Linked DNA regions of Homo sapiens: region 1 is linked to region 2. A link is an interaction called in ENCODE POLR2A ChIA-PET data of the cell type or tissue named here. Cell type or tissue: PC-9. All regions are shown on one strand. Each heading gives the region's core, and the rest is flanking DNA. Links, peaks and the distances in the headings are about the cores only. Region 1 has its middle 17 kb from the start of WIPF1. Region 2 has its middle 22 kb from the start of GPR155-DT.

Region 1 (16,076 bases), core at 4,124-12,123, 100 kb before region 2:
TTGATAATCATACCACAGGTGGTTTGTGAGGTGATTTTAGGAGACATGGATAAACGTTCTTTATTTAAATATGTATTTGTTTTAATGTGTAGTAGAAAAAATGTACAACAACATATGAAATTCATGATTTCATGGATATAGTTACTTAGGATGACACTAAATATGTCTTTAGATTTTTTTAGGTTAGTTGAGTTAAATAAAAATATTAAACAAATCATATAGTTTTGGTGGTATGCAGGCATGACAAAATTATGAAGTTAGTTTGCAAATATTTGAAGTTTAGGAACAACAGCCTTAGGAAATTTATCAGGAGACCAGATATATATCCACATTAAGAGATAACAAATTCATGGCTCTAAATTCAGTCAGGTTGCTGTCAGGGTATTTAATAACCTAAAAGGCAACATTTAGAGGAAATGATTTTCTATGCTTCATGTCTCCTAAACTTCCAACAGCATGTAACACTGCCCCTTTGCACTCCCTCTGAGAAGGGAGGGTGGGGTGGGCAGTGATTTGGAGGGCCCAGCGGGCTTCCTCATTGTTCTCTCATCAGTAAAATTAAATTCCATTTAATTTAATTCCACAAATTTCAAGGGTTAAAAAAGTTCATGTTGGTGCCTAATCACCCTGGTAGGCTACTGTGTAGTCCTGCACAGTCCAAAGCAGGGGCCATTTGAAATGTGGCTAGTCCAAATTGAGATGGCCTGGGTCATGAGTGGAAAATTCACATTGGATTTTAAATACTTAGTATGAAAGGACAATATAAAATATCTCGTTAGTAATTTTTATATTAATGTTGAAATGATATTGTAAATACATTAGGTTAAATAAAATATATTCTTAAAATTAATGTCACCTGTTTTCCACATCACTTTTTTAATGTGGCTATTAGAAAATTGCAAAATATGCATGGGGCTTGCATTGTATTTTTAGTGGACAGTGCTGTTCTACCTATATACAGACAAGAGGAAGTATCCAAGTGTGTGGGCGATGGGGGTGGAGGGGAGGGGGAGATTGGTAGGAGAGTTGTAGCTGTATACTAATTATTCAGATCTATGACTCTGCTTATACCTCTCCTGATCTCCAGAGTTGTATTTTCATTCGCTTTCTGGATATTTCATTCACTTTCTGATACCTCACTCGATCTCAAGCTCAATGTGTACAAATCCCTTTCATCCAAAACCTGGCCTTCCTCCTTCATTGCCTGTCTCATTAATGACACCCACACATCTAATTAGTCTCTATGTCTTATTATTTCTTTCTAATATATATTACTCAAACTCATCTCCTCTTTCATATTTATTCTGCCTCTCTCTAATTTAAGCCTGCAACCTGGTTGTCTGTACCAACACAGATAAAGCTCCTGCCTTCAGAGTCTCCAGTCCTTCCCCGTACTGCCATTAGAATGAGCTTGGTAATGCGCCACTTTGACCATGGCATCGCTGCTTAAACAGCTTACATGAGTCCTAACACCTCCAGGCGAAGTCCAAACTCCTGAACACTGCCTGATCCCAGACCACCTTTCCAGCCTCATCTCCCACCAGCACTAATTTTCCCAGGCTGCTGTGTTTAGCCACATGTGACAGCAGCCTTCTCCAGTGGGCCCTGCCCCTCCACTCCTTATTCTTCTTATTTTATCTTAATCCACTTCTTCCCCTGCTTTCAAGCACAGGCACAGCTCACGTGCCTCTGTGAAGCCTTCCATGTTCATTGCTCCGGCACCCCCACGGCATCATGTGCACCCCGTTACTGCCCAGTCACACTCACTGTGATGATTTGCTCACATGTCCCTAAAATGAATCCCTCTTTTCTTACCTTGGTACTCTGCCCCCTTTTACTACAGCACCTAGCACAGGGTCTGGCCATAGTATAGACCTAGTAAATGTTGGCTGGATGAGAGGATAATGGGTATGTGCTGAATATTTTAATGGTCCTAGGAAAAAAATTATTTGTAGATTTTAGCAGAGATCTTGAAAATAAAGTAGTAACTAGGTGTGAATTTTTACTTTTGTCTATAAAATAACTTTTTCTAACTTGGTACTATGAAGATAAAATAGAGTTTAGAACAACTGTAGTTTCTTTTTCAAATATATTCTTGTGCAGTTTTTTTCCTTATACTTTCACCCCGGTAACAATGGCTTGTTGCTTCCATTAGGTTAATGAAGGAATCTGTTCTAAAGAAATGAATCACAGGGCAAGACACCTAGATTCTAGTTGCAAGTCAAGTATATTACCCAGGTCATTTAACTTCTCTGAGTTTTGGTTACCTTAGATATTCACTGAAGCTGTTTACTCAGTGATCTCTGATTTCCATTTCTGAAATTCTAAAGCATTTTAAGGCGTCAGTGGTCTCAACATTGGAGACTGTAGGTTATAGGCTTTTGCTCTTAATAAACACGCAAATGGCCCTTTGACATTTTATTAAGGAGCATAGAGTTTAAATGTATGCATTATTCTGACCCATTCAAGAAATCAAATTAAGATAAAGGTTTTCTAAACCTGCAGCATTCATTGTTGTCAAGGGTATGGTGAATGGAGATTTCTTTTTTTTTTTTTTTCTTGAGACAGAGTCTTGCCCTGTGGCCCAGGCTGGAGTGCAGTGGCGCAGTCATGGCTTCTTGCAACGTCGACGTCCTGGGCTCAAGTGGTCCTCCTGCCTCAGCTTCCCAAGTAACTGGGACTACAGGCAGACACCACTACACCTGGCTAATTTTTTAATTTATTGTAGAGACAGGGTCTTACTGTACTGTCAGGCTGGTCTCAAACTCCTGAGCTCAAGTGATCCTCCCACCTTGGCCTCCCAAAGTGCTGGGATTACAGGTGTGAGCCACCATGCCCAGACCCTGGAGCTTTTATGTAGCCAAAGGGGGTCTAGGCCTTCCCCGAAGGCCATCTGCACTGTGTATCAAGTGAACTTAAATTGTTCAAACTCTTTGATCCAATACTTCTGTTTCTATAATTTATTCTATAGCATAATCCTACCTGTGCACAAGGATTTGTGTATAAAGATATTGACATTAGCACAATTATAAAAGCAAAGTAAGAGATAGCTAGATGACTATTTTTGAGAAAGGGTCTCACTGTGACACACAGGCTGGCGTGCAATGGTACAATCACTGCAACGTCGTCCTCCTGGACTCAAGTGATCACTTAATGTTAAGTGTTAAATAAATAAGTGATTAAGTAAATGTTAAATAAATGAATATAATGCAGTCATTAAAAGTCATGCTTTCAAAGAATATTTAGTGGCATGAAAGGATAACAAAAACTGGATTCAAAACTACATTCATGCTTTGGAGGCTGAGGTGGGAGGATTGCTTGAGCCCAAGAGTTTGAGACCAGCCTGGGCAACATAGTGTGACCCCGTATCTAAAAAAAAGAAACAGCTGGGCATGGTGGCATGCGTCTGTGGTCCCAGCTACTCAGGAGGCTGAGGTAGGAGGATCACTTGAGTCCAGGAGGTTGAGGTTGCAGTGATTCCACCACTGTCTGCCAGCCTGTGTGTCACAGTGAGACCCTTTCTCAAAAACTCTGTGTGCGTGTGTGTGTGTGTATGTGTCAGTTAATAAGATTCATAATGAGTGGAGCCAAGGAAAATGCTAATTGTGAGACAATAGAAGAGTAAAAGACCCTCTGTAGGGCCTCTTTAATAGGAGGGGCTTTATTGTAAAGATGGGCAATAAAGGAGACAGGAGACTCAGGACTAGCCCCACAGGGAGGCACAGACTGAGCAGAGGCATGAAGCCAGACCACTTGAGCTTAAATTATGTCTCTGCCACTTATAAGCTCTGTGGCCTTGGTCAAATAACTTAACTTGTCTGTTCATCAGCATCAGCAGCACCCAGATGTATCTTACAGGGTTGTGAGAATTGAATGAGTTGATAATACTTATAAAAGCACCTAGAACACTCCTTAGCACATAATCAGAGCTCAGTACATGCTCATTGTTACTGTTGTTATTACTGTTAGTATTAATATTATTAGAATTATTGGGACTAGGATGTGGTTCAGGTACCTGAAAAGCCACAGTGCACCCTCAGTTCCAGGAGATGGCAGATCTCCCCTCCTCTCTTAAGTCCACTGATTGACTGGCTCAGCTGTCCATTTTTGCCTGCTCTTGTTTCCCTAGTGCTAACTGCCTGCCCCTCCTTGATCCTCAGTTCATACTTCTGAGACAAGGAAGGACATGAGTTGCCTCGTGCATTACCTTTTCCTTGTCTGTGCCGAGCTTTTCAGGACAGACCAGCTCACAGCCTGCTCTCCAGCCTGAGGCCTGGCTGGCCTGGTCCAGTTGACCATGGTTGGGGTGAGCCCAGCTCTAGTTGATCTCAGAAGGGGAATGTGGGCACAAAGGAAGGTCTTTTAATTATGGGATTTTCAATTATTCTGGAAAGAGGACTTGAAGAGTATAAAAGAAAGGTTAAAATAACCCTGCTGAAGTGGCAAGATGACCTTTGTCATTTCCCACCTAGCATACCAATTCGATTCCTTTTCAAAGCCTTATTAGTTACCGTTAAAATCCACAAAGGAAATTGTGTGACTAAGAACTGTGGAAATGAAAGGAAACCTCAAAGGCCTTTATTGAACCTCTGCCTTTCCAGACCACACCCTTTCCACCTCTGCATCAGGTCACATTGCAGTTTGTCTACTTTCTGATATCTTTATTCACTTCTTTCCATTCATGGACTGGCCAAGAAAATACAATACGATATTTAAACTACACAGAGAGATGCTGAGGGCCTCCTAATAATTTACTATGGCTGGGTGAGACCTTTGGGAAATGCTAATGGAGAACATCACCACCACAGGGTGCGCGTTCCAACCAACCGCACTTCCTTCTTGCTCTGATGCTGCCATGGACTCAACTTTTCACCACTCCCTGTGTCCACAAGGTGATCAGAACAATGACATTTCACTCCCTGGAAGTCAATCCATTGCTACTTGAAGACCACACCAGCACTTGAGTCATGACTGATAGAAATTACCATTTGCTCCGATGCCTATAGCTCAGTATTAAGCAGACAGCAGGTAGATGAACATGTACGAGGGGTCTGTGCTCACAGGCTTTGTAACATCATCATTCTTTCTGGGCTGTCTCTCTTTTCCAGATGCCTATGATTTGGTATTTCTCCTGGCCAGAGAGTAGCACTGGAAACATTGAACACAAAGTATTCTAACCCTTATTGCTCAATGTGTTTTTCCAGAGCAGCCCAAAAGGTTATGCTGGGTTTCATGAGCTGCAGAGGATGACTGACTGGTGCCACCTAGAAAGACAAACAGCAGAAACTGCAGAGCTTGGACTGAGCTCAGACAAAAATCTCTGCTGCTTGTACCCAGCTTGAATATTATGGCCAACACTTGAAGAATAGAAAGCATCACTTAAAACATTTTAATTATCCCCACATGTAACATGGGCCCTAAATGTTCTGAACTGAAAACCTCACTATGTAGTTGAAGGTCAATGACACAAGTTTCAGATATTAAAGGTTTATCACTGTTTCCTGTCTTCCTATTAAAAAAAATGAAAAAAAAATCAAATAAATCATCAGTTGTGAGACAAATTTCCTTGATGACCAAAACCAGAGGGCTCTTTGGGCTTCCTTAATCCAGTTAGCAAGAAACACCTCAAAATAGCAATACAAAGCCAGGATTGAAAAGAATTTAAAGACCATTACTGACAAAGTTCTTGTCAAATAAAAGTTATTTGAAAATAAAAATAAGGATCTTTTTGAAATTTTGGTAGCAGTTGCCACCTGTTCTCTCAGAAAAGTAACTGCTTTTACAGAAAACTCTAAATAATTTTCAAAACCCAGTAAAACATGGTCTTTATTGCTTATGTATTCCCTTAATTTGAAGAATATTTTTAAACGCTCAAAAATGGAAAATTCAATGTTGGTCATCTTAAAGATTCTAGATGTATTTCAGCCCAAGCTTGACAAACAAGTGCTTTAGGTATCCTCTTCCCTCCTTAGCTCCTTAAGGACCACACTGTGGAAGGAAGACTGGAAAGGCCTCAGCAGGGGAGAAACCATGTGATGGAGGCTCAGAGTGGACTTCTGATCTAGTAGTGGCTTCAGGAAGGGACGCCAGACTTGCCATTCCAGCAGGGGTCGAGGCCTCCCTGTCTCGTGAAGAGGAAGGTGTGAAATCCTCTTATAGACACATGATTCTCTTTCAGTGTATTTTCTTTATTCCATCTTGACCTCAGGATGGATAACTCATCATCCCTTTTGGCACGGATCAAAATCCCTGGATAAATGCCAACCTTAAGTTTGCCTGCATGTGTGTAACCATGGCCAAGGTAAACTGGTCTCTTGGGTTTCTTTTGAGTTGAAATGAGCTGAGCTGTTTGTTTCCTCTGAGCCATATACAGATGCTTTTTGAACTATCTTTGTGTTTGAGGGAATTTTTTTTCATGGTATCAGCACACCACTTCCTCCAAGTCATTACTTTGAAACAGTTTTGTAGAGGGAGATATTCCTGCTGGCCACCAGCCTAGCCAAGCAAAGTGATGACTGAGGGATGGCAGTAAAGCTTTATTAGTGCACTTCATGTTTTTGGATGAGTTCATGAAATGATTTCTCATCCACTAATTTTGGCAAATAGAGGGTGGGCTGTCATCTGAGCTCAGCAGTAGAAAACAGCACTTTGTTAATACCAAGCATTGGCTCCCCTGTTTGAATGATACTCAGAATTTCAGCTAAAATAATGTCCTCCGATGACCTTTGCCTGCTCTTCTCTTTATAAGAATTCCACAGAACTCTTTTGAATATGGATTTCCACTTAATCTTTGATACTTCCAGGCTCTTGGGTCCTGATAAGTTTTAGAAACTGCAAGTTTAAGTGAAGCTGTTTTTAACTTCCCTTTTATTTTGCTTTAAATATTTTTAGCAATGAATGACCTTTGAATACTTTTAAATGTTGCTATACAAACATAAACAGTGCTTTTACTAACATATTTTATAAATATTTCCTTTTCCATAAATTCATAAATTGCTTTTGTCATAAAAATAGTAATATTTTATAGTATTTTAAGAGTAAATTCTAAGCCTTTAAGAACTTTTATGCCTACACTAAGGAAAATAGGACTAGAGACTTAAAATACATAACCATGCTACATTTATAGTGATTGTTATGTTCTCTGATTCATACATTAAAAACTGATGTGATTCCATAAAATTCTGACTGTATTTTTTTAATGTAATTGCTTATTTTGTATAGGAAGTGGGAGGAGTTATCCTTGAGGCAAATCACCACTGAATTGACCCATCCTTTTATCAACTTTATTTTTTTTTAAGCCCAAATTCTAGCAAAGCAATAACAGGTATCAGTTTCTTCCCTAAGTAATATATTGTACACTGTCTTTATTATGGTTTGGTGGCATTTTAGAATAAAGTCATAACTTTAAAACTTTTTTAAAGCTGCGCTTTTAAGACTGATTATATACATGTCACAGAATCCAGAGTAGAATGAATATATGTCGCTATTGTTCTCCATTGCTTGAACTTCTCCATGTTACTTATGCTGTAAATATTTTTGAGATATTCTCATCTTTGTGCATCTTAGAACTTCTGAGAAACTCTCATCTATATTCTCAAGATATTGGGGCAGAGGGAACATAGGAGAAAACTTAATCTCAACATTGGTGCAAACAGAGGTTGGAAAGCATTGCAGTGAACAATGCTAGTGAAGAGTAAGATGTACCTCCACAAGGTGTTTTGCAGCAGGTTAAGAGTATAGCTTGGATAGTAGGAAATTCTGTATACAGAAGCCTTTGTACTTTGGAAAATAAGATTTCATATTGATCTTCATACTTGTTTTCCATGAATGCCCTGACAATGAGAGTTGGATACTCTGTTTTCTGTGTGGTGTTCAATTTTGCCAAAGCTTTATTTGACTCTTGGCACTAGTACCTTTCACGTCAGAATGCCATCAGCTTGTGGTGGCAGAACTTGGGAATAATGATAGGAATTGTGGCATGTTTTTTTTTCTCACTTACGTAGTTAAATCAGATCTTGCCTCAAGGCCTATTTTCTCTCTGTTTGTTATGTGTCACCTCTGAAAACATTCCCAGACGTTTACTGTTCTCTTTGTTTACTCCTCAACCACTAGAATAAAGCAGACTTGAAAATAAGCAGTCTTCCATTCCCTAGTTGGGTGAGACTATCCGAAAAGCCTTTGAACATTTTCTTAGTGAAATGAAGAGGAGTCCTGTTCTCTGCAGTGGAGGATTTGGAGACAAGTGGCTCGGCATTCGGCTCTTGGAATTTTAACTTAACTACTAATTAGCAATGGCTCTCTCCAGGTGAAATGAAAACAAGTTAATGAACATAAAACCAACTTATTAATCCCCGTTTCTTAACTTTTAGGAGCAACTGTGTTTTTAGGAAATTTGTAGGGCATTTTCTTTCTGAATTTGTGTTCATTGAGTCTAGTGATATTTGGAATTACACAAAAATACAGAGGTATTAGTGAATGAGAGTGACCAGCACAAATTGAATGGATCAGTGCAGCTTTTTTAAATAGGGCTAAGTGTATCTGAAAATGAGTTTTAGATAAATGACATAAATGGAGACTCAAATGATTAGCACCTACTTTTTTCAAATATCAAAGAGTAAATTATTTATTCTTTTTTGTTTAAAATTTTAAAAAATAACCCATAACTCAGCATTATAAAAGTCTTCATTCTTACATTGCATTGAATTATCCCTCTGTAAACAAAAGGAGCCACTTTACCAGCTGTGTTCCCATGTTTGCCTTCTTACTTATCAATCTTGCCCTCCCTGCCCAACCTACCCTTGTTTCCTCTTTTACCAAGTAGCACGAACTGGGGAGAAGTTCTGCTCACTTAATAATCGTAATAGTAGCTAATGTTGTTGAGTGTTTAGTATGTACCAGGCACTTCATCTCAAAGCATCTGCCTGTCTAATTTAGAAATATCAAATATCTCCTAAGTGCAGGATGAAGAACTGTGCAAAGTGAGGAACATCCTGTCACAGGTCTTCACTTGGGAAGAGCCAGGTGGAAAGGAGATCAGTTGTCCTTCTAGCCCAGGACAACTGGAAATTACAGCCCACCAAGTAGACTGCTAGAGTTGCTTTGAATGACCTGTGCTCAAAAGAGGTTTTTATCATCAAGTTTGCAATCATAAAAAAATTCTAAACTAGATTCTACCTTTTCTAAAATATTTGCATAATGGCTAATGAAAATGGTAAAAATGAGAGAAGCTTGAGTATTCATTAGGTCAGCCTAAATTACACCTTGATTTCTGGGAACTTTGGTCTTGTGAACACTAAAATAAGGTGACTCAGGGTCACAACTGCTGTTTTCTGTACCTTAGACTTTAGAAGTTTACACGTCTGCATGTGCATAACATAAACCAAGGCATTCCTGCTTTTGCCTTTGAGGCAGGAAGAGCTATGGTAAGATGTGCCTAGAGGTCCTACCCTCTCCTCCCAGCATGGGATAGAAACATTTCTTACAGTGGTAAAAATTCTCATAGACTGCACAAAATTAGCCACAGCTAATAAAATAAAGGTAGTCCTTGGTTTATGAACATTTGGTTTATAAACACACAGAAACGGTCACTGCCTTCCACCCAGTCAGTCTACGAATGGTTAGAATATTTTATTTTGTTTATGAAAAATCATGGAGCTTTTAGGTAACCTTTAGGTTCAAATAGGAGGAAATAAGGAAAAGACTAAATCCCTGTGATTTTTTTTTAAATCCAGATAACAAACCACTAATGGAGTAAGATATACTAATAATGGAGAAGACAATAAATAAACCTATCAAATTGGCAAAGATTTTGAAACGTCATAATAGCACATGTTAAAAAGAAGAAATGAGTACTGATGGGAGTATGCAAGCTAAAACTTTGAGAAAATAATTTAATCGTATGTATCAAGATTCCTTAAAAAAAAACTGTTCATGTCTTCTAGTGATTGTACTCTAAAAATTTATCCTAAGGAAATACTATAAAATGATTACAAAACATTCAGATGCAAGTATATTAATTATAATAGGATTTGTAATAATGAAATTGGATGCAATTTAAATGTCTAACAATAAAAAATATTTACATAGATAATAGAACATCCAGAAAATGAGATATGCAACTATTAAAATTGTGTTAAGAGAATAATATGGGGAAATGTGAAAAAGAAGGATATATACAGACGCACGTACACATCCAAAGTATGATCCCATTTTAAATACAAACACAAAAAGAAAGAAAAACACTGGAAAGAAATTCTAAGATGATAACTGGTTTTCTCTGGGTATTAATGGGTGATTTTTAAAAATAGGTGGGGTATGGTGGCACACACCTATAATCCCAGTACTTTGGGAGGCCAAGGCAGGATGATTGCTTGAGGCCAAGAGTTTGAAGGTAGCCTAGGCAACATAGCAAGACTACGTCTCTACAAAAATAAAAAATTTGTAAAAATTAGCCAAGCGAGGCAGCATGCACCTGTAGTCCCAGCTACTCAGGAGGTGGGAGGATTGCTTGAGCCTAGGAGTTTGAAGCTGCAGCGAGTTGATCATGCCACTGCACTCTGGCCTGGGTGATAGAGCAGGAATCTGTCTCAAAAAAAAATAAAGTTATTTAAGTGAAGGAATCAAACTATGAAAAGTGGGAGAAACTTAACAAAGTTAACCCTAGACAGTGTGTGACTGTACTATGTGGTGTCTTCCTCCAACTAAATGTCTTCTCTGATCTCAAAAAAATTCAACATCATATGGGTTAACATGGGTTAACACCTCTCTTCTCTTTTAAATAAAAGACAACTTGATTTCCTCCTGATGCCTCAATGAGATCATCTTATCCCAGGAAAGGGAATTACAATTTAGGGTAAGAAATATTTGGGGGACAGGAGCCCCTTAGTGTCTTGCATGAGACCAAGGGAAAGTTTGGAGGTGGCCTGAAGGTGGGGGCAGAGGCAGAAGCTGAGGCTGGGGAGCCCCAGAGAGGGACGACCCTCCCTCCTCCTCCTCCTGATACCACCTTAAAGTCCTTTCCTTTGAGGACTCAGAACTGAAGTTTTAGTTTAGTGACATTATGAACTAAATATACTTTTGTGGGCTGGCCTAGCAATATATCATCAAGTTTTTTTGTTTGTTTGTTTTTGTTTTTGTTTTATGGAAATGGTCCTTGGATTGAAACGACTAACCCCCAAAGGACTTTGGAGCCCTTTCCATTTGCATCCTAGTTTGCCTGGATTAGTGCTGCTCTGACAGTGATCTTGGTGAGGCTGCTCTTCATAATATAATATGAGCTGGGCCTAAATGAACACCTGCACAGCATAAAACAGAGGGTAAATTTCCTTCCACACATCATCAACGCAGATAGGAGTGTAAGCTCCATGACGGTGGACAATTTTGTCTGTTTAATCTTTGTAGTATCCCCTAAAGCAACCTTGGAACATGAAGATACTGAGTATTTGTTGAATGGCTGCTGTGCATGGAGCCCTAGCACAGCTGCTCGCTAGTTAACAGTGGCATTAGAGACACACAAAGATTATAAAACACTTCTATTTCTAGAAAGTCATCTACAGTTTTGTGCGTTTTTCTTTTGGCTGGAGAAGAGGGCCGGGAGGTTGAGTGTGGGGCCAGATCTGGGGGAAAAGGTCAGTGACTGCAGGGACCTAGAGGTTGGAGAAGCTCATCTGGAAGGAGGAAGTGCTGGTGACAGAGAGGAGCCGTGGTCAGGAGCTGGGTGAGCTGTTGACCAAGGTGGAGGTTATGTCGGGCTATTCTGACACGTTGACCTTAGCCACAGTTCCCAGACCACTACTTAACTTGCCTTGCCAAGACACAACTGCCATCCAAAGCCAGGAGTAGCACCCAGCTTGAGTTTTGTTTAATCATTGTTTCATTTTATTTTTGTGTGTTTTTTGTTTTTATTTAATGATGGTGGGGGTGAGGCAGGGAGAGACCATTTATATTTTTTTTCTACTTTGTCCATTTATCTTCCTGAGGGTGTCCTACAAAACATAAACCACATGTGGTTTTTATACCCCAAATTTTTGTGGTTTGTTATTCCCAAACTAGTCAATATTTAAATGTAGTCATGGAGCTGCTTTTTACATAAGCCACCAACTGATCATTTTGTTGGAATGGATCTGAAACAGAATGAAATGGTCCAAGTCTTTGGATTAAGCAGCTTCCGTGTTGTGGGGAAAAGAGTCAACACGGAGCAGAAAGAAAATAAAACCCACACAAAATGGTGGGGAACTGGTCACTTTCTGATCACACATTTTCTGATCCTACCACCACCCCTGCATACGTATTTGGAGTTAAAGGAACAACATATGTGCACATGCTCCAGCAGGAAGCATTTTCCTTTGTCTTTCCTGTGGCCTGATAAGGTATTGACCCCATCGAGGCAACCCGAAAGTGTTTTTCCAACAATCTGTTTCCCCAGTCAGTCATTTGAAGAATCCAGAGAAGCTGAATGAGAGGAGGGAAGTTCTTGGAGGGAATCTGGGGTCATTCGAGTAGAACAAATTCTGTTCTGGCCAAGCCACTGAGAAAAGCAGGATCTGCTGAGAAACAGGAGAAAGAATCACCCACGCCTCTGTGATATGTTTGGTAACAAAATGTGAAGCTCCTTCACAGGATCAGAGGTGAGTAGCTGTGGTGGTCTCCACTGCCCAGGCTGGATGAGCAGAATCGTCTGATTGGCCTTTCATGACTTTAAACGGAGCTCAGGCACATGTAGACATCCCAGGACCACCAGAAGCAGTGGCTCCCAGCCCCGACTGACCCCGTGCCCACTTGTAATAACAGTATTTTCTAATGCCCTCTTCAAAATCTTCAGTGAACCTTCACAAATAAAATAATCTGACTTCACACACAATTTCCCTCCAAATCAATGTAGTCTTAATTTAAAAGAGAAATGAAAGTAATTTATTATAAAATAACTTCAGTTTGTAAGTGATCAGGTACAACTCATCAGAAAACAAAAGTACATGGTCAGGTGTTTGCGTGTATGCGTAGGATCACGGTGGGTGTGACAGCTGCCATTGCAGGCTCTCTTGAGTTAAAGACTTCAGTAACACCATTGACATTGTCCTTGGGCTCATGATTTTCCAAAGGGGCAACTAACTCTTGGTAAATATCTGAACAAAACAAAGTATTTCATTTGTATGACATTTGCATTACCGGAAAATACAGGGAATGAATACAACAGTGCAATAACTATTTTGAGTTTATGTATAAATTGGAGTTAAGGTCTAGGCTCAGATAACTAGAAATAGTTTTTTCAACCACATCAATATGTAACAGGACCTTTGAAGGTCCTGTGGGACAATTCTTTACTGAGTGAGACAGTGTGGTACATTGCAGATCATCTGAATCCCAGGAAGGCCCCCCATTCTTATGGCACTCACAAATGCCCACCATTTACTGTCCACCTGCAGAGTAGTTGGGTCTGCCTCTCCCAGGCAGCTGCACTAGCCAGGCCTGGCTTATATGCAGTCAGAGGGCCCCTAGGGGAGTCTTAGGTCACTGAGCCCTTCCCACAGTGTTCAGATGGGTGGTGTCAGGCCCAGAGGTGCAGAGCTATTTACCCTTGTTCCTGAGAATCCAAGGGAGGGGCCTTTAGTGTCCATATAGTTCTGTCCTCCAGCAGGTGATACTGAGTAGCCATTTAGCTACAGAGAAGTCTGAATAAGGAACAATATGGCTACTTTCACCAGCCCAGAAGTAATTGTAAAGGCCCATTCTGGCCTTTATACCTAATGATTAGCAACCATAGGGAACACACAGCTATCTTCATGCCAGCAGCTTCTCTCAGTGTGTGTGCACAAGTATGTACCTGGCAGGATGTGAAAATGGGGCTTTCCACCAGTTTCTCCCTTGGGTTGCAAGAAGCCTCTTTCTATCATTCACATGGGTTTTCCCCTGGGGGCCACTTATATTGGATGCTGGTAACTGGGAAATGTTTGCATTTTAATTAAATTACCTAAGACAAGATAGTGCTTAGAAAAAAAAAAGAAAAAAACATGAATGGTCTTTCCACATGTGAAATCATTTTCTCTTCAAAGAAATAAGGCAAGTGATGTTCCAACCTCAGCACTTGTATTTGTTTGCTTTTTGTTTCTTGGTTTTTGCTGAGCACAAAACTGCCAAACTCAGCATGGAGAGGTGAACTTCCACGCTGTGTCCTCAGCATCTAGGGTACTGGCATCAGGCACACAGGGGCATAGAATGCAGATTTGTTGGATATGAGTACGTGAAGCCGTTATGGGACTGTCCTTTCTAGATAGTCCTGGGCCTCTTTTTTTTCACCCTAGTTTGGTTCCCCTGCCTCTTTTCCAAGTCAGTCATCTCACTATTTTCTAACTCATTCTCTTCCTGACACTGGCAAACAGCCCTGCGTGAGAAAGAGTCGTTAAATCTGTTGGCAGGGCCCCCCATTATTGTCTTTTTAAATGGCTGTCTTGTGTCAACCTGTTGGGAGAAGCAAGAGCCTCCCCAGGTCTTTTTGGAGAGCAAATCTAACAATTTCCACTTTATCCTGGCACCTTTTTGCCTAGAGCCAAACGTGGAGCAGCATAATCACAACCCCAGGTTAAGTGAAAGTTAGAACTAAACTTAGAGCTGGAAGCTTGTAAAATTCACTTACAAATATTTTCAAGCACCTGCATTATGCCAGATACTGTTCTAAGTTGTTGGGGCAGCAGCAGTGACCAAGACAAACTCTGCCCTCGTGGAGCTGCCTCTCTGGTGGGAAGAGCAGATCAGGCACAAATACTGCAGAACATGAGTGGAGTGAGGGGAGCAGCCAAGAGAACAGTGTCCTCAGAAGAGGGGACAGCAAGCACAAAATCCCTAAGGCAAAGAGATGGGGGGAGAAGGTAGGGAAAGAGGTCAAGGAAGGAGAGGGGAAGTGGGGGAGTGTCAAATCCTCGAGGACCTTGCTAGTCATGGCAAGGACTTTAGGTTTTACTTGGTATAAAATGGAAAGCCACTGAAGTGTTTGAGTCCGTGAATGCTGTAGTTTGTATGTGTCCCTTGAAGTTCATTTGTCAGAAACTTAATCCTGAATGCAACCATGTTCAGAGGTGGGACTTCTTTATTTTATTTTATTTTTTTTGAGATGGAGTCCTGCTCTGTTGCCCAGGTTGGAGTGCAGTGGTGCGATCTCGGCTCACTGCAACCTCCGCCTCCTGGGTTCACTCCATTCTCCTACCTCAGCCTCCCGAGTAGCTGGGATTACAGGCGCCCGCCACCACGCCCAGCTAATTTTTTGTATTTTTAATAGAGACGGGGTTTCACCGTGTTAGCCAGGATGGTCTCGATCTCCTGCCCTCGTGATCCGCCTGCCTCAGCCTCCCAAAGGAGAGGTGGAACCTTTAAGAGATGATTAGGTCCTGAGTGCTCTGCCCTTATAAATGAATTAATGTCCTTATCATGGGACTAGGTTAGTTATCACAAGAGTGGGTTCTTGATAAAAGGATGAATTCTGTTTCCTTCCTTCCCTGCCTCTCATTGTGCATGCTCTCTTGCCTTCAGCCATGGTAATGACACGGCAAGAAGGCCCTCACCAGATGTGGCCCCTCGACCTTGGACTTCTCAGCATCCAGAACCGTATCTGGCCTTTTCATAAATTACTCAGTCGCCAGTATTCTGTTACAGCAGCACAAAACAGACTAAGGCAATGTATTTTTTCTGAGCCCTTAATTTAAAACTTCTTTACTGCAGTATCTCTTCACATGTGGTACTAGAAGTGTTAGCACTAAGACCTCGGGGAAGAGAAGCCAATTTAGCTCTTCTACTGGCCACAAATCCAACAATACCTAGTCAATTCCTTGTTTTAAGAGATGGCTTCAAGCAGAATAAACTCTTCCTAAGAATTTATAACTATAAAGCGCAGAGTTGGCTCTAGGTGGACCAAGACTTTTCCGGGACTGACATTGATTGAACATCTGTTAAGTGTCATTCAGGCATCCTGCCAGCATAAAAGATGAGTAAGATGGGGCCTGCGTGTCAGGCCCTCACTGTCTAGAGTTGTGTTGCCCAGTGTGGTAGTGGCTCTGGAGCACTTGAAGTGCTGCCAGTAGTAAAGTAAA
Region 2 (16,076 bases), core at 2,937-10,936:
CTTGGCCTTTGGGCTAGAGCAGTAGAGCAATAAAATAAAAATGGTGTTTTATTAGGATTTTTGAAGTAACCACGTACAAGGGTAGTGGGCATTTTTAGCTACTTGGCATCCATTTTCCCTGTCCTTGGTCCACACTCTGTCCAGGTTTTCCATCAGATGCCTACTTCTCTCACATGTTTAAGGAGAATCTGATTGCACTCCCAGCTGTATGAGTCGAAGTCCATCAGGTTATCCTATCTCTCTTTCCACAGTATTGGTTCATACAACCCAGACCTAAGCCAACTAGTGCATGCTCTTTCGCAGGCACAGATGTTGATTCAGGAAGGGCATCTGGCAAATGTTGTCTAGTAACATGCAAAGGATGTTCACTGGGGCTTCTAGAAAGACACTTTCTTACTTTTCTGAGAGCCACCACAGAGGACACTCTCTCCTCTTCTGGGCAGAATGGTATAGGGATATGAAACCTGAATCTCTAGATTCATTTTGCCACTCTGAGAGAAGCAAGATCTAGAATGAAGTTGACAAGACTGAAGACAGAGAAGAGAAAGGTAAAGAAGGCAGGTCTTGTATAACATGGCTGAACAACTAAATTAAACCTCCCCTGAAGCCTATCATACCTTGGACTTTTTAGCCAATAAATCACTTCCATTGCTTACATTTGTCTGAGTTATCTATCCCTTGAAATTGAAAGTATTTCATTGTCACAGCGAAATCACATGAAATGAGGAAATGCTGAAGGGAGCTGGAGCAGACAGGAGACTAGGCACAAAGTGATAGCATATGAGATGGCAGTGAGAAGGAGAAGAGGGACAGCCTGAGTCACTGGAAGGGGAGAATTCATTTGGAAGTCTAAACTATATCAATGTGACCAGCATGTCCTCGTTAGATAAGAGACAAAGAGAAAAACTTAAGAAATATAGCTTCCTTTCCCCACCACACCTCACCACCTCATCACTAAAAGCCTGTTTATAACTTCTTTCTACCCAATACACCATGCTTGGCTATCACGAAAAAATTACAAGGCATACTAAAAGGCAAAAAACACAGTTTGAAGAAACAGGCACCACAGGAATGTTGAAGTTACCAGAGAGGGAATTTCAAATAACAATAATTCACATGCTAAGGGCTCTACTGAATAAAGCAGGCAGTGTGCAAGAACAGATGGACAATGTAAGCAGAGACAGAAATCCTAAAATAAACAAAAACAGGCCAGGCACGGTGGCTCATACCTGTAATCCCAACACTTTGGGAGGCCAAGTAGGGTGGATCACCTGAGGTCAGGAGTTCAAGACCAGCCGGGCCAAAATGGTGAAACCCCATCTCTACTAAAAATACAAAAATTAGCCGGGCGTGGTGGCACACGCCTGTAATCCCAGCTACTTGGGAGACTGAGGCAGGAGAATCACTTTAATCCAGGAGGCAGAGGTTGCAGTGAGCTAAAATCACCCCATTGCACTCCAGCGTGGGCAACAGAGCGAGACTCTGTCTCAAAAAAAAAAAAAAAAAAAAAGAAATGTTAGAGATTTTCAAAACACTGTGACAGAAATAAAGAATGTCTTTGTGGGGCTTGTTAGCAGATTGGACATGGCTGAGGAAAGAATTTCTGAACTTGAGACTACGTCAGTAGAAACCTCTAAAACTGAAAAGCAAAGAGAACAAAGACTGAAAAAAAAAACCCCAAAACAGTACAAAATATCCAAGAACTGGGACAACTACGAAAGGTATAACAAACTCATAATGGGAATACTAAAATGAGAAGAAAGACAGAAAAGAACAGAAGAAATATTTGAAAAAACAATATCTGATAATTTCCCCCAATTAATGTCTGATACCAAACCACAGATCTAGAAAGCTTGGAAAACCCCAAAGAGGATAAGGGCAAAAAATCACTCCTTGCCATATCATTTTTTTTTTTTTTTTTGAGACAGAGTCTCGCTCTGTCACCCAGGCTGGAGTGCAGTGGCCCGATCTCGGCTCAATGCAAACTCTGCCTCCTGGGTTCAAGCAATTCTCTGCGTCAGCCTCCCAAGTAGCCTCCCGCCACCACGCCTGGCTAATTTTTGTATTTTTAGTAGAGACGGAGTTTCACCATCTTGGCCAGGCTGGTCTTGAACTCCTGACTTTGTGACGCCTTGGCCTCCCAAAGTGCTGGGATTACAGGCGTGAGCCACCATGCCCGGCCACCATATCATTTTTATATTACAGGTAATCAAAGGAAAGAAAAATTCTAAAAAAGCCAGAGGGAAAAATATTCTTACCTACAGAAGACCAAAGATAAGAATTATATCCAACTCTAATCAGAAATTATGCAAGCAAAAAGATAGTGGAGTGCAATATTTAAAGTGTTGAGAGAAAAAGACCACCAACCCAAGATTCTGCAACCAGAAAAATTATCCTTCAAAAGTGAAGGAGAGGCCAGGCACAGTGGCTCATGCCTGTAATTCCAGCACTTTCAGAGGCCAAGGCAGGTGGATCACTTGAGGCCAGGAGTTCGAGACCAGCCTGGCCAACAGGGTGAAACCTTGTCTCTACTAAAAAGACAAAAAATAGCCAGGTGTGGTGACACATGCCTGTAATCCCAGCTACTTGGGAGGCTAAGGCATAGAATCACTTGAACCCGGGAGGTGGAGACTGCAGTGAGCAGGTATTGCACCACTGCCCTCCAGGCTGGGTGACAGAGCGAGACTCCATCTCAAAAAAAAAAATTTTTCTTTCTTTCTTCCTTCCTTCCTTCCTTTCTTTCTTTCTTTCTTTTTTTTTTTTTTTTTTTGAGATGGAGTTTTGCTCTTGTTGCCCAGGCTGGACTGCAATGGTGCAATCTCGGCTCCCCACAACCCCCACCTCCCAGGTTCAAGCGATTCTCCTGCCTCAGCCTCCCAAGTAGCTGGGACTACAGGCACCCGCCACCACACCCGGCTAATTTTGTATTTTTGGTAGAGACGGGGTTTCTCCATGTTGATCAGGCTGGTCTCAAACTCCCGACTTCGGGTGATCTGCCTGCCTTGGCCTCCCAAAGTCCTGGGATTACAGGTGTGAGCCACCATGCCCACCCAACTTTTATTTTTCTTATTCTTAATTGACCTAACAGGTAACAGTTCATTCAAAATAATAACAGAAATAATGCATTCAATTGTGTATGCTTATGTATATGTTCGGTATATTATACATATATGCACATTATATATTACATATATATCATAGTCTATATGTACTTATATATGTGAAATAAATGACAGCAATTATGTAAAGATCGGGAGGGAGGAATTAGGATTATTTTGCTCTTATATGATACTCACTCTACCTGTGAAATGGTATAGGGTTATTTGGAAGTTGGCTTGGATTAGTTGTAAAAGTATAATGTAAACTCTAGAGCAATCACTATAAAGAAGTGACAAAAGAAGTATAGCCAAAAAATAAGAGAAAATGGAATAACATAAAAGGCTTATTTAAAACCATAAAAGGCAGAAAAAGAATGACAGACAAAAAATAGATCCCCGCTGGCAAGGGGCATGGAAAGAAAGAGAAGAAAAGAAATAAGCTTAACAAATAGAAAACAGTAACAAATATGGTAGATGTCCATCAGACTATATCAATGATCACTTTAACATCAATGGCCTAAATATACCAATTAAAAGACAGTGATTGTCAAGGTGGTTCATAAAAGACTTATCAATATGTTGTCTATAAGAAACCCACTTTGAATATAAAGACATGTAAATATTAAAAGTAACAGATGGAGAAAGACATACCATGTTAATACTAACAAAAAAATTTGAAACACTGACAGCACCAAATGCTGATGAGGATGTTCAGCAACAGGATCTCTCCATTCATTGCTAGTAGAAATGCAAAATGATACAGCTACTTTGGAAGATGGTTTAGTCGTTTTCTACAAAGCTAAACATCCTGTTACCAAACAATCCAGCAGTTGTGCTCCTTGGTATTCACCTAAAGGAGTTGAAAACTTACGTCCTTACAGAAACCTGCACACTGATGTTTATAGCAGGTTTATTCATAGTTGCTAAAACTTGGAAGCAACCATGATGTCCTTCAGTAAGTGAATGAATAAGTAAACTGTGGAACATCTAGGCAATTTTGCTATGAACCTAAAACTGGCTCTAAAAAGTAGTCTATTTTTTAAAAAAAGAGTTTTAGGAGGGGAAATCATGATCAGATTTTTATTTTTAAGAGGTCACTCTGGCTTCACTGACCCATGTGGGTGGAAATAAAGAACAAAAATGGGTGTAGAAGAACAGTTAACTGCAGTGGTCCAGGTGAGAGATGGTGCTAGTTTGGTCTCAGGTGGCCGCAAAGGAGAAGATGAAAACATGCTGGCCCTAGAGGGGAATAAGATTTACAGACGTGTCTCTCCGGAAGTCGATGAACTGTTTGGCCTTAGTTTCCTCATCTATTAAAAGAGAGAGAGAAGAGGACTATGGGAGTTGGCCAGAGGTCTTCATGATTTAGGGATAACCTATCACTGAACCAAACGTAAGGCAAACAGAATCAACTGAATGCTTGAGTCAGACATCTTTTCCTTTGTAATGGCAGCCCTATATTAGACAAGAGCAGTATCAGGCAGATGATGATTTTTATGAGATAATTTTGAAAACATAACTTCCTGGACACTCTTCAAATATAACGACCCACTTCTTTATTATCCTAACTGTGCTAATAGTGAATATTAAATATGATAATATTATCCAATATGAAAATAGCCATTGAGAGACACAGACAATATGTGGAGAGGTTCCAAACTACTTCAAACAGGAGTCCCAGAAGTGAACAAAGGAAATGGAAGAGAAGTGCTATTTGAAGAGATAATAGCTAATACACTGATAGACTTTGACAAAGGCAGAATCCTTCAGATTAAAAGTAACAGGAGGTACAGAGCAGGAAAAGTGAAAGTAAACTTACACCTACACATTACGATGGAACAACAGAAAATCAAAGCTGAAGAGGAAAACTCTTAAAGCTCCCAGAAAGAAAGTAGAGATTGCTTACAAAGGAATGATGATTAGATGGACCCCTGACTTTTCATCGCCAAAAACAAGTGCCAGAGGACAACCGGTAATAATGGAAGTTAGTGCTGATGATAAATAACCATCAACCTAAAAATCTGTACCCACATAAACTATCATTTAAAAGCACCTGAGAACTATAACTGAAAGACCATTGATGAAAAGGACATAGTATAGAAAAATAATAATAACAGCAAACACTTATTGAATACTTACTATATGCAAAGATAGTGTTCAAAGCCCAAAAGTCATTTAATTCTCACAGCAATCTTGAGGGAGCTACTATAATTACCCTGATTTTACACAAAAGAAAACTGAAGCACAGAAAGGTTGAGTTACTTATCCAAGATCACACAGCTGTAAAGTGGCAGTCAAGGCTCTACACCAGGCAGCCTGGCTTTGAAGCCTGTGTACGTCCTCACCACTCCCAGAGCCCGGGGGGAAGGAGTCAGACTCAGGAAAGAGCAGCAGGCACAGAAATGAGTAGCAATATGAGGGTAATATGTTTTTAAAACTTGAGAGAATTGAATTCTTATGTGTTCTTTTAAGAAACAAAACTAAAATTCTTGGCAATACTGACAAGGCAGATGGAGGAAAAGCAGGAGTGAGCTTTGTTCTCTAGTAAGTGTGGAAAGTCCAGGAAGTGATCAGAGATAAATCTTGGACTTTGGGCTTTTTGGGTTGCTTTGTAGGTTTAGTTAAATGCAAAAGTTAACAGTTAAAGGGTAAAAACACTAAAAACATATATAAAGACACTATGAGACCTTATTATGAGGAAGAACACGGAATTTACCTTCGTTCCCACTGATAGAATTAATTAAATGGGCCGGGCACAGTGGCTCACGCCTGTAATCCCAGCACTTGGGGAGGCTGAGGTGGGTGGATCACCTGAGGTCAGGAGTTCAAGACCAGCCTGGCCAACATGGTGAAACCCCATCTCTACTACAAAAAAATACAAAAATCAGCTGGGCGTGGCAGTGGGTGCCTGTAATCCCAGCTACAGGAGAGACTGAGACAGGAGAATTGCTTGAACTCAGGAGGTGGAAGTTGCAGTGAGCCAGGATCGCGTCACTGCACTCCAGCCTGGGCGACAAGAGCGAAACTTCTTCTCAAAAAAAAAAAAAATAAAATAAAATGAATTAAATGAACTGTGGCCAGCGGCCAGCGTTCCTTCTCTGGCCGATAAACCTCAGGAGTTTACAGCACACAGACCAGATCAGTCAGGAGTAGTCATCACACCGTGGGGCACCCTCAGTGGCCCTCTGCATTTTTTGCCAGAAGTTAGCATGTGCCTGTGACCTAAGCCTCACCTGTAAGCCCAGGAGAGAGCTGTGAACTGTAAGTAGAATGTCACATGGGCCTTACAGAGCAACTGTAACTCAGGGGTTAGTTGAGTGGAGGTTGTAAACCAAAATAAAATTCTAAGCCCCCCAGTTGGCTAAACAGGCCTCTCTCTTGGCCAACAGGATCCCAAAGAAACCTGAGAGACTACTTCAGGCCATGATGGGAAAGGCAAGTTTGGACATGCCTCCTTTTACCCTGGTAAATGGTAAAATGACTGGTTATTTTAAAAAGAGGGATGCTTAGGACAAAACAGAAAGTCCAAGCAAGTCATAAATGGTCTGTGTAAGTCACGTTAAGGTTCACAAAAGGAGAACTTATGAAAGAAATTTTGTATGTGATTAAGGTGTCTATAATTAAAAGGAAATTATAATCATCTTTCTAGAGATTGGGCTTTGATATTAAAAACACACTAAGACACTAAATAATTGATTAGAACAACATATTTTCTTTCTTTTTTTTTTCCTGAGATGGAGTTGCACTCTGTAGCCCAGGCTGGAATGCAGTGGTGTGATCTCAGCTCACTGCAACCTCTGCCTCCTGGTTCAAGTGATTCTCCTGCCTTGGCCTCCTGAGTAGCTGGGACTACAGTCATGCACCATCACGCCTGGCTAATTAGAGATGGGGTTTCACCATGTTGGCCAGGCTGGTCTCAAACTCCTGACTTCGCATGATTCACCTGCCTGGGCCTCCCAAAATGCTGGGATTACAGGCGTAAGCCACTGCGCCCAGCCCAAGATTTTTTTAAAGTGTTGATTTACTCTTAATAAAATTGAATTATAGGAAGTTTTAAATGTTGCATTCTCCTTCAGCAGCTTTATTATGTCATGCCACTCTCTCTTGCCCTGTGAGGTTTCCACTGAGAAGTCTGCTGCAAACATATTGGAGCTTCTTTGTATGTTTCTTTTCTTTTGCTGCTTTTTGGATCCTCTCTTTATCCTTGACCTTTGGGAGTTTGATTAGTAATTGCCTTGAGGCAATTTTGTTTGGGTTAAATCTGCTTGGTGCTCTATAACCTTCTTGTATTTGAATATTGATATCTTTCTCTAAGTTTGGGAAGCTCTCTTATTATCCTTTTGAATAAACTTCTACCCTAATCTCTCTTTTTACCTCCTCTTTAAGGCCAGTAGTTTAGATTTGCCCTTTTGAGGCTATTTTCTAAATCTTGTAGGTATGCTTCATTCTATTTTATTCATTTTTCTTTTGTCTCCTCAAACTGTGTATTTTCAAATAGCCTATCTTCAAGCTCACTAATTCTTTCTTCTGCTTGATCAATTCTGCTGTTAAGAGATTGTGATGTTGGCCAGGTGTGGTGGCTCACGCCTGTAATCCCAGCACTTTGGGATGCCAAGGTGGACAGATCACCTGAGGTCAGGAGTTTGAGACCAGCCTAGCCAACATGGTGAAATCCTGTCTCTACTAAAAATACAAAATTAGCTGGGTGTGGTGGTGCTCGCCTGTAATCCCAGCTACTCGGGAGGCTGAGGGAGGAGAATCGCTTGAACCTGGGAGGCAGAGGTTGCAGTGAGCCGAGATCATGCCACTGCACTCAAAAAAAAAAGAGAGAGAGAGAGATTGTGATGAATTCTTCATTATGTCAATTGCATTTTTCAGCTCCAGGATTTCTGCTTGATTTTTTTTTTAAGATAGGGTCTCATTCTGTTGCCCAGGCTAGAATGCAATGACATGATCACAGCTCACTGCAGCCTTGACCTCCTGGGCTCAATAGATCCTCCTGTCTCAGCCTTTCAAGTAACTAGGACTACAGGTGTGCACCACCGCATCTGGCTAATTTTTGTATTTTTTGTAGAGGCAGGGTTTTGCCATGTTGCCCAGGCTGGTCTTGAACTCCTGGGCTCATGTGATCTACCCACCTCAGCCTCCCAGAGTTCTGGGATTACAGACATGAGCCACTGCATCCAGTCTGACTCTTTTTTAATTATTTCAATCTGTTACATTTATCTGATAGGATTCTAAATTCCTTCTCTCTGTTATCTTGGATTTTGTTAAACGTCACCAAAACAGCTATTTCGAATTCTTTGTCTGAAAGGTCACATATCTCTGTCTCTCTGGGATTTGTCTCTCGTGACTTGCTTACTTCGTTTGGTCATGTTTTCCTGTACGGTCTTGATGCTTGTGGATGTTTGTCAGTGTCTGAGCATTGAAGAGTTAGGTTTTTATTATAGTCTTTGCAGTCTGGGCTTGTGTGTACCCATCCTTCTTAGGAGGGCTTTCCAGGTATTCAAAGGGACTTGAATGTTGTGATCTAAGTCTTTGGTCACTGCAGCCATATCTGCTTTAGCAGGCACTTAAAGCCCAGCAATGCTGTGGCTCTTGCAAACTCATAGAGGTACTGCCTTGGTAGTCTTGGGTAAGATCCAGGAGAGTTCCCTGGATTAGTAGGCAGAGACTCTTCCTCTCTTCCCTTACTTTCCCCCAAACAAGTGAAGTATCTCTCTCTCTCTCAGCTGACTGCTTAGAGCTGGGGGAGGGTTGACACAAGCACTCCTGTGGTCACCACCACTGGGACAGTGCTGGGTCAGACCTGAAGCCAGCACAGCCCTAGGTCTCACCCAAGGCCTGCAGTGACCACTGCCTGGCTACTGCCTGTGTTTACTCAAGCACCAAGGGCCCTACAATCATCAGGTGGCAAAGCCAACTAGGCTTGTGTTCTTCCCTCCAGGGCAGTGAGTTCCCCTTGTTCCCGGTGGGTCCAGAGATGCTGTCTGGGAGCCAGGGTCTGGAGTTGGGAACCTTAGAAATCTACCTTGTGCTCTACTCTACTGTGGCTGAGCTGGCACCCAAGCCACAGGACAAAGTCCTTTCCACATCTCCCTCCCCTTACTTCAAGAAGAGGAGTCTCTCACCATGGCCACCATAGCCCACTCACTCCCAGGCCCATGGCAAGCACTGCCAGGCTACCACCATGTTCACTCAAGGCCCAAGGGCTCTTCAGTCAGCTTGTGGTGAATTCTGCCAGTCCTTAGTCTCTCCTTTTAGGACAGTGTGGTCCCTTTGGCCTAGGGCAGGTCCAGAAATGCCGTCCAAGAGCCAAGGCCTAGAATCAGCGACCGCAGGAGTCCACTTGGTGCTCTACCCAACTGTGGCTGAGCTGGTACTCATGCTGTAAGACAAAATCCTCTTTACTCTTCCCTCTCCTTTCCTCAAGCAGAAGGGATCTCTCTCCATAGCCACCATAGCTGGGAATGTGCTGGGTCACACCTGAAGCCAGCACAGCTCTGAGTCTCACCCAAGGCCTGCAGAGAGTACTACCTAGCTACTGCTGCTGCTTATTCAGGGTCCAGGGACTCTATAGTCAGCAGGTGATGAATCCTGCCAGGACTGGATCCTTCCTTTCTAGGCAGTAGGTTCCTTCTGGCCCAGGGTGTGTTTAGAAATGTTGTCTGGGAGCTAGAGACTGGAATGCAGGCTTCAGGACTCTGCCTGTTGCCCTATTCTACTGTGGCTGAGCTGGTATCCAAGTTATAAGACAAAGTCCTCTATACTCTCCCCTCTTCTCTCCTCAAGCAATGGGAAGGAGTCTCTGTTGGAGCTGTGAGCTGCACTGCCTGGGGCTGGGGGAGTGGTGATGCAAACACTCCCTTCGCTGCCCCAGCTGGTATCTCACTGGGTTGTGTGTCTCCTAAGTCTCCTGGCTCTGAGCCCAGCACAACACCTGGGTAAGATCCAGGAGAGTTCCCTGGATCAATAGGCAGAGACTCTTCCTCTCTTCCCCTACTTTCCCCCAAACAAATGAAGTCTCTCTCTCTCAGCTGACTGCTTAGAGCTGGGGGAGGGTGGACACAAGCACCCCTGTGGTCACCACTAATGGGACAGTGCTAGGTCAGACCTGAAGCCAGCACAGCCCAGGCCTTGCCTGGGAATTGAGGTCCTGTGACCTAAACTGCCTTTCATGTTTATTTAGGACCCCAGAGCATTTTAGCTCATAATGGCAGGGCTTGCCAGAACTCAGGTTCCCACCACTAGGATGGATGATTTGCCTCTGGCTAGGGCTAGTCTGAATGCTCCCTTTGTGGGTGCCAGCTGAGTTTTGCCCCATGTTGCTTTCCACTATGACAGGGCAGCACTGGGTTCCAATGCAAAGCCCCCGACACTCGCTGTGCTTTCTCTCTTCCAGATGCACAGGGTCTCTCTATGCACTGCCAGGGGATGAAGTAAGGGTGATGTAGGTGATTCAAGGCTGTTTCTCCTACCCTCTTCAGTGCTTCTTTCTTTAATATGGTGTTAAAACCAGGCACTATAATTACTCACCTGATTTTTGGTTCTTATGAAGGTGTTCTTATGTGGATAGTTGTTCAATTTGTTGTTCCTGCAGGGGATTGTGAGAGGGATAATCATTGGATGCTTCTATTTGACCATCTTGCTCGACTTCCCTAATCTGCTTCTTTTTAAAATTTCTCAGATTGATATCTCAGAAGTTCACCTTCTGCCATACTCTGCTGCTTTCAGCTTTTTATCCCTTTGGAAAGGCCTAGGATGGTAATGCTCTCCTTCAAATTTTGTTGGCTTCTGTGACTTTTTTTTTTTTCTTTTTCCTCCAGTTCTAAATCTGTTTTTATGGCCTGATGTAAAATGTTTTATCTTGAAAGTTTTTAAAGAAGGCAATATTTTGGGCATAGTGGTTCACATCTGTAATCCCAGCCATTGTGGGAGGCCAAGGCAGGAGAAATGCTTTAGCCCAGGAGTTCAAGGCCAGCAAGGGCAGCATAGTAACACTGATCTCTACAGAAAATTTTTTTTAAAAAAATTAGCCAGGCATGGTGACACACGCCTGTAGTCCCAGCTACTCAAGAGGCTGAGGTGGGAGAATTGCTTGAGCCCATGAGGTCAAGAATGCAGTGAGCCAAGATTGCGCCACTGCACTCCAGTCTGGGTGATGGAGCAAGATCCTGTCTCAAAAAAATTAAAAATTAAAAAATAATAATTAAAAAAAGAAGGCCATATTTTCCTCCAGTATAACTTAATTCTGTACTCTTGGCTTTTTCTAACATATTTAGGGGCCAAGGGCCCCCCCAAAGGTTTGCTGAAAAAAATCAACTCACAAAAGACAGATTGGTTGAAGAGAAAGCGTATAGATTTGTTTGGCATATATATGTGACAATCTTCAGAGTAAAGACCCAAGATACAGGGAAAATTGTTCATTTTTATGCTTAGGTTCAACAAAGTATGAACAGCCTTGTAAAAAACTACAGATACAATTGAACGCTAGTAGACTGTGTGGGGAAAGGAGCAAGGCCTGTCTGCCTAGATTCTTCTTCACCTCCCTGAGTATGCATTTCCATCCTTCTGGGTGTAGGGGTCTTATAACCTATAGTCCAACAAGGAAGTTCAGAGAATTTCTTCATGGCCAGTTTTCACACAGTAAAGTGGAGAAAAAATTAGAGGAATATTTTTAAGTGTTATGGCTGGCTTTGATGAAAATGGGCTGTGGTTTCTGGGGCCCACCTTGGGGAAGAAAGATTCTAGTTTCTATAGCCAGCCTAAAGGGAAAATGGGACTGAGAAACAGGAGGGCAGGAGAAGGCCAAAGAGAAACTTTTACTTCTGAGGCTGCTCCTTTGGTTATGTGAAAGGAAGATACCATGGCCGCCCACAATCTCTAAGGCAAACTCAAGCTGGAAACTGCTTAGGGCAAAACCTGCCTCCCATTCTATTCAAAGTCATCCCTCTGCTCACTGACATAGGTGCATATCTGACTGCCTCTTTTGGAAAGGCCAGTCAGAAACTCAGAAGAATGCAACCATTTGTGTCTCAACTATCTGTGACCTGGAAGCTCCCTCCGGACTTCCGGTCCTCCTGCCTTTGCTTCAAGTTGCCTTTCCAAGCAACTTCCTACTTCTTACTTACATTGATTGATGTCTCATGCCTCCCTAAAATGTGTAAAAACAAGCTGTGCCCTGACCACCTTGGGCACATGTCGTCAGGACTTCCTGAGGCTGCGTCATGGGCAGGTCCTCAACCTTGGCAAAATAAACTTTCTAAATTAACTGAGCCTGTCTCAGATTTTCTGGGTTCACAGTTATCATTTTGGGGTATTGTTTTCTGAAGCCCAAGATACGTCTAAAGTGGTCAACATAACCAGACAACTTCCCATGCTGTAGCTAAGAGTCACATATTTCCCCCCTCAAGGCCTCTGTAATATAGTGGTCACTCAACCTGGGACACACTCTTTCTGTGTGTCTGATTAATTTATCTTTTCAGCAAGTCTGACATTCAGGTTATCCAAATGGGCTTCCCATAAGGAAAAACAATCACTGTAGAAGAGGTTTTTTTTCCTCCTTTTTGGCAACTAGCCTAAGAAACAAAAATTTTAAGATAATTTCTATGTTGTTTTTATCAGGTTTTTAAAAATTACTTATTTTTTATTTATTTTTTTTCTTGAGACAGAGTCTCGCTCTGTCACCCAGGCTGGAGGGCAGTGGTGTGATCTCAGCTCACTGCAACCTCCACCTCCCGGGTTCACGCCATTCTCCTGCCTCAGCCTCCCGAGTGGCTGGGACTACAGGTGACCGCCACCAAGCCCGGCTAATTTTTTTTTTTTTTTTTAATAGAGGCAGGGTTTCACTGTGTTAGCCAGGATGGTCTCAATCTCCTGACTTCGTGATCTGCCCATCTTGGCCTCCCAACGTGCTGGGATTACAGGCATGAGCCACCGCACCCGTCCTAAAATTACTCTTAAAAACTAAACTTTAAAAGAGTTAAGGTTTTTACATCCATATAACTTCCTATACAGCTTTTAAAGTCTTTTGGCCAGCTCGGTGGCTCACGCCTGTAATCCCAGCACTCTGGTAGGCCAAGGTGTGTGGATCACTTGGGGCCAGGAGTTTGAGACCAGCCTGGGAAACATAGTGAAACCCCATCTCTACTAAAAACACAAAAATAGCTGGGCGTGGTGGCGTGAACCTGTAAACCCACCTACTCAGGAGGCTGAGGCAGGAGGATCCCTTGAACCAGGGAGGCAGAGGTTGCAGTGAGCCAAGATTAGGTCACTGCACTCCAGCCTGGGCAACAGAGTAAGACTGTCTCAAAAATAATAACAATAAAAATAAAGTCTTTTTATTATCACTCTGGTTAAGTGAATAACTATTATTTTATAATGACCCGTGATTCTGTTTCAATAAAATGTTTTGAGTCTTTTAACATTTTTTGACAAACAGTCTCAAAAATCAAATCCTAACTTAAGCCTCTGACTTAGATTTATTGCTGGGACCTTATCAGAACTATAAAAATCACCCCAAGGTTATAGAATCTTTCTATAGCTTCCAATTAAGATAAACTTTAGTATCATCACCTCCAGCCTGATGATTAGACATCAGTTGAGAGATTCCCTCCATTCCCATTAAATAGGGTCTTTATCAAATATGTTAACTAGCTCTTGTGCTGTTAAGTTGAAGGGGTGTGACTCCTAGGTACTCCTATGTCATCTCAAAGGAACACTTGACTCCTAGTAAATCTTAAATGTCAATACTGTTATCTGGCAGCAAACTTAATTTAACCAAAACCTCATCCTCAGACCTGAGAGATGGTAACAGCCAAAAGAAACCACTTTCATGTTACACTTGTTAAAACAAGTTTAGCCTAAAGCTGCCTCCTTACATATTTTAAGTTTGGCCTAAAGGTTTCTCTGTATATTGTGAACAAACAGAGGTATAAACAGACTGTAGCCTATACTTGTGCCAATCACCGAGTTTTGGGCAATCAGATGTAACCAACTGTTCAACTGTTCAAATAAGGCCAACTGTTCAAATAAGGCAAATGCCAACCTGTAACCAATCCAGCTTTTTCTCTACCTCACTTGTATTTTCTGTGCATCACCTTACTTTTTCTGTCCATAAATCTTCTTCCACCACGTGGCTGTGCTGCAGTCTCAGAGCCTATCTCATGAGGTTGCCTGATTCGTGAATCATTCATTGCTCAATTAAACTCTTAAATTTAATTCAGCTAAAAAATTTTTTTAAATCACACTGGACAAGACCTATATTCAAAAGCATAAATACTGATTTAATAATTTTTCCTCGGCTGGGTGCGATGGCTCACGCCTGTAATCCCAACACTTTGGGAGGCCAAGGCGGGCGGATCATGAGGTCAGAAGATCAAGACCATCCCGGCCAACATGTGAAATCCCGTCTCTACTAAAAATACAAAAATTAACCAGGTGTGGTGGCACACGCCTGTAATCCCAGCTACTCAGGTGGCTGAGACAGGAGAATCACTTGAATCCAGGAGGCAGAGATTGCAGTGAGCTGAGATTGCGCCACTGCACTCCAGCCTGGCAACAGTCCTCTATCCAAATTAAAATCATTGTTCTGTGCCTTAATATTAGATAATTTAAATGTTTACTTGTTGTTTGTCAGTTTCCCTTTCCTGTCATTGTCAGAGCCAGGCAGGGCTTATGTCCTTTTGTTTTGTTTTCCACAGTAGAAAAAACAGACAAACAAAAACCGCTTTTTCTTTTCTTTTCTTTTCTTTACCATTTTAGTTTTTATTAATAAAATAGAAACCTAAACTCAGACAACTGCTTTGTTCTTGCATATAATCTGACCATAAATTGGAGTAGCAATTCTTTATAAAAGGACTTAGGTGAGACCTGTCAATATATCAGTTCCATCAAAAACTCTAGGCTGGAATACCTTAAAAAGAGCAAATTAAATATGAGAAAGCACAGAAATCTCTCCCTCAAACAAGAGGGGCTTCCTTTAATAGTCTTTAATATAGCTCATTTGCAATCATATGAAAATCCATCAAGATCAATTATGATGCACAATCCCTAAAGGATAAAACTGAGGAAACTCATGGATAATTTTCACAGCTTCATTGTAAAGTCCAAGATCAAAAGGATGGTTACCTCTTTAAACTGGACATAAGTTTACACATGATGGTGGCCTTAGCGGTTACTCTTCCAACCACTTCCATAATTCCAGAGATTTCTTCATCAAGGGGTTCCATCAGTTTGATGGTTCCATTTTTTCCTTCTCCATCTAAAAGAACAAACATTTTTCCAGTGGGATGAATCTTTTCCAGCCTCCCTACGAAGCAGACAGGCTTATCGATGAACTGAGCTAGCGTGCCAGCGTTGATGCGCAACCTGGGCAACTCCATCATGTCCACCATGATTATGGTCCAACACTGCAGTGGATGGGAAAACCACGAAAAACCCCTTTTTCTTTTTGAGCTATTTATAGCTTACAAAATTGGGTAAAGCAACAAATACTACCTTTCTCTCTGTACCTGAAAGCTCCAAAATTTAAAACTTATTTAGAATCCCACTGGGCTGAATCTACTTTCATTGCTAATGTCCCACTGCTAAAACTTACCTCTAGGGGAAATATAAGCACCTTCCCTCTAGGCAGGGATTACTGCGGAAGCAGTGGGCATGTGGGATTGTAAGTATGGATTATGAGGGACAGAATTAGTTCAGAACCTCCACATCAAGGGTGGGTATGCAGATGCCTAAACAGCTGACAAAATGAGAGACTTTTCCTCCTGGGTCATTCTGTGGCCCATTTCCATCTACCCCAACCATAAAGAATTTCCTACTTCCAGTAGAGTTAAAAGAAAATTGCAGAGAGGATATCAACTGACAAAAAGCTTCCTGGGTATAGTGCTCCCAGTTATGAGATTTATGAAGATAGACAGATATAATTATGTATAGTTTTTGTGCCTGGGGAGATCTTATTATTTTTTTATTAGCCAT

Evidence for each region. Peaks named below come from ENCODE experiments on the same cell type or tissue, not always from the same donor. Only the 100,000 strongest peaks of a DNase experiment are listed, where the experiment ranks them.
Region 1: POLR2A ChIA-PET joins it to region 2 with 5 read pairs; 2 of 35 experiments call an interaction of 5 or more read pairs at or near these places.

Annotation. Positions count from the first base shown.
Region 1 is chr2:174,606,427-174,622,502 of GRCh38, reverse strand. It overlaps a transcript of WIPF1 not described here. Among named protein-coding and RNA genes, the nearest start is that of WIPF1, 17 kb to the right of the region's middle. RefSeq lists enhancers at 10,283-10,332, 13,727-13,986, 14,377-14,436, 15,732-15,821, 15,832-15,881. In PC-9, for the core only: no CTCF peak of the experiment used is centred there; a DNase peak (open chromatin) is centred at 8,062.
Region 2 is chr2:174,501,369-174,517,444 of GRCh38, reverse strand. It overlaps the pseudogene RPA3P1. Among named protein-coding and RNA genes, the nearest start is that of GPR155-DT, 22 kb to the right of the region's middle. In PC-9, for the core only: no CTCF peak of the experiment used is centred there; no DNase peak of the experiment used is centred there; H3K4me3 peaks cover 581 bases; H3K27me3 peaks cover 1,222 bases.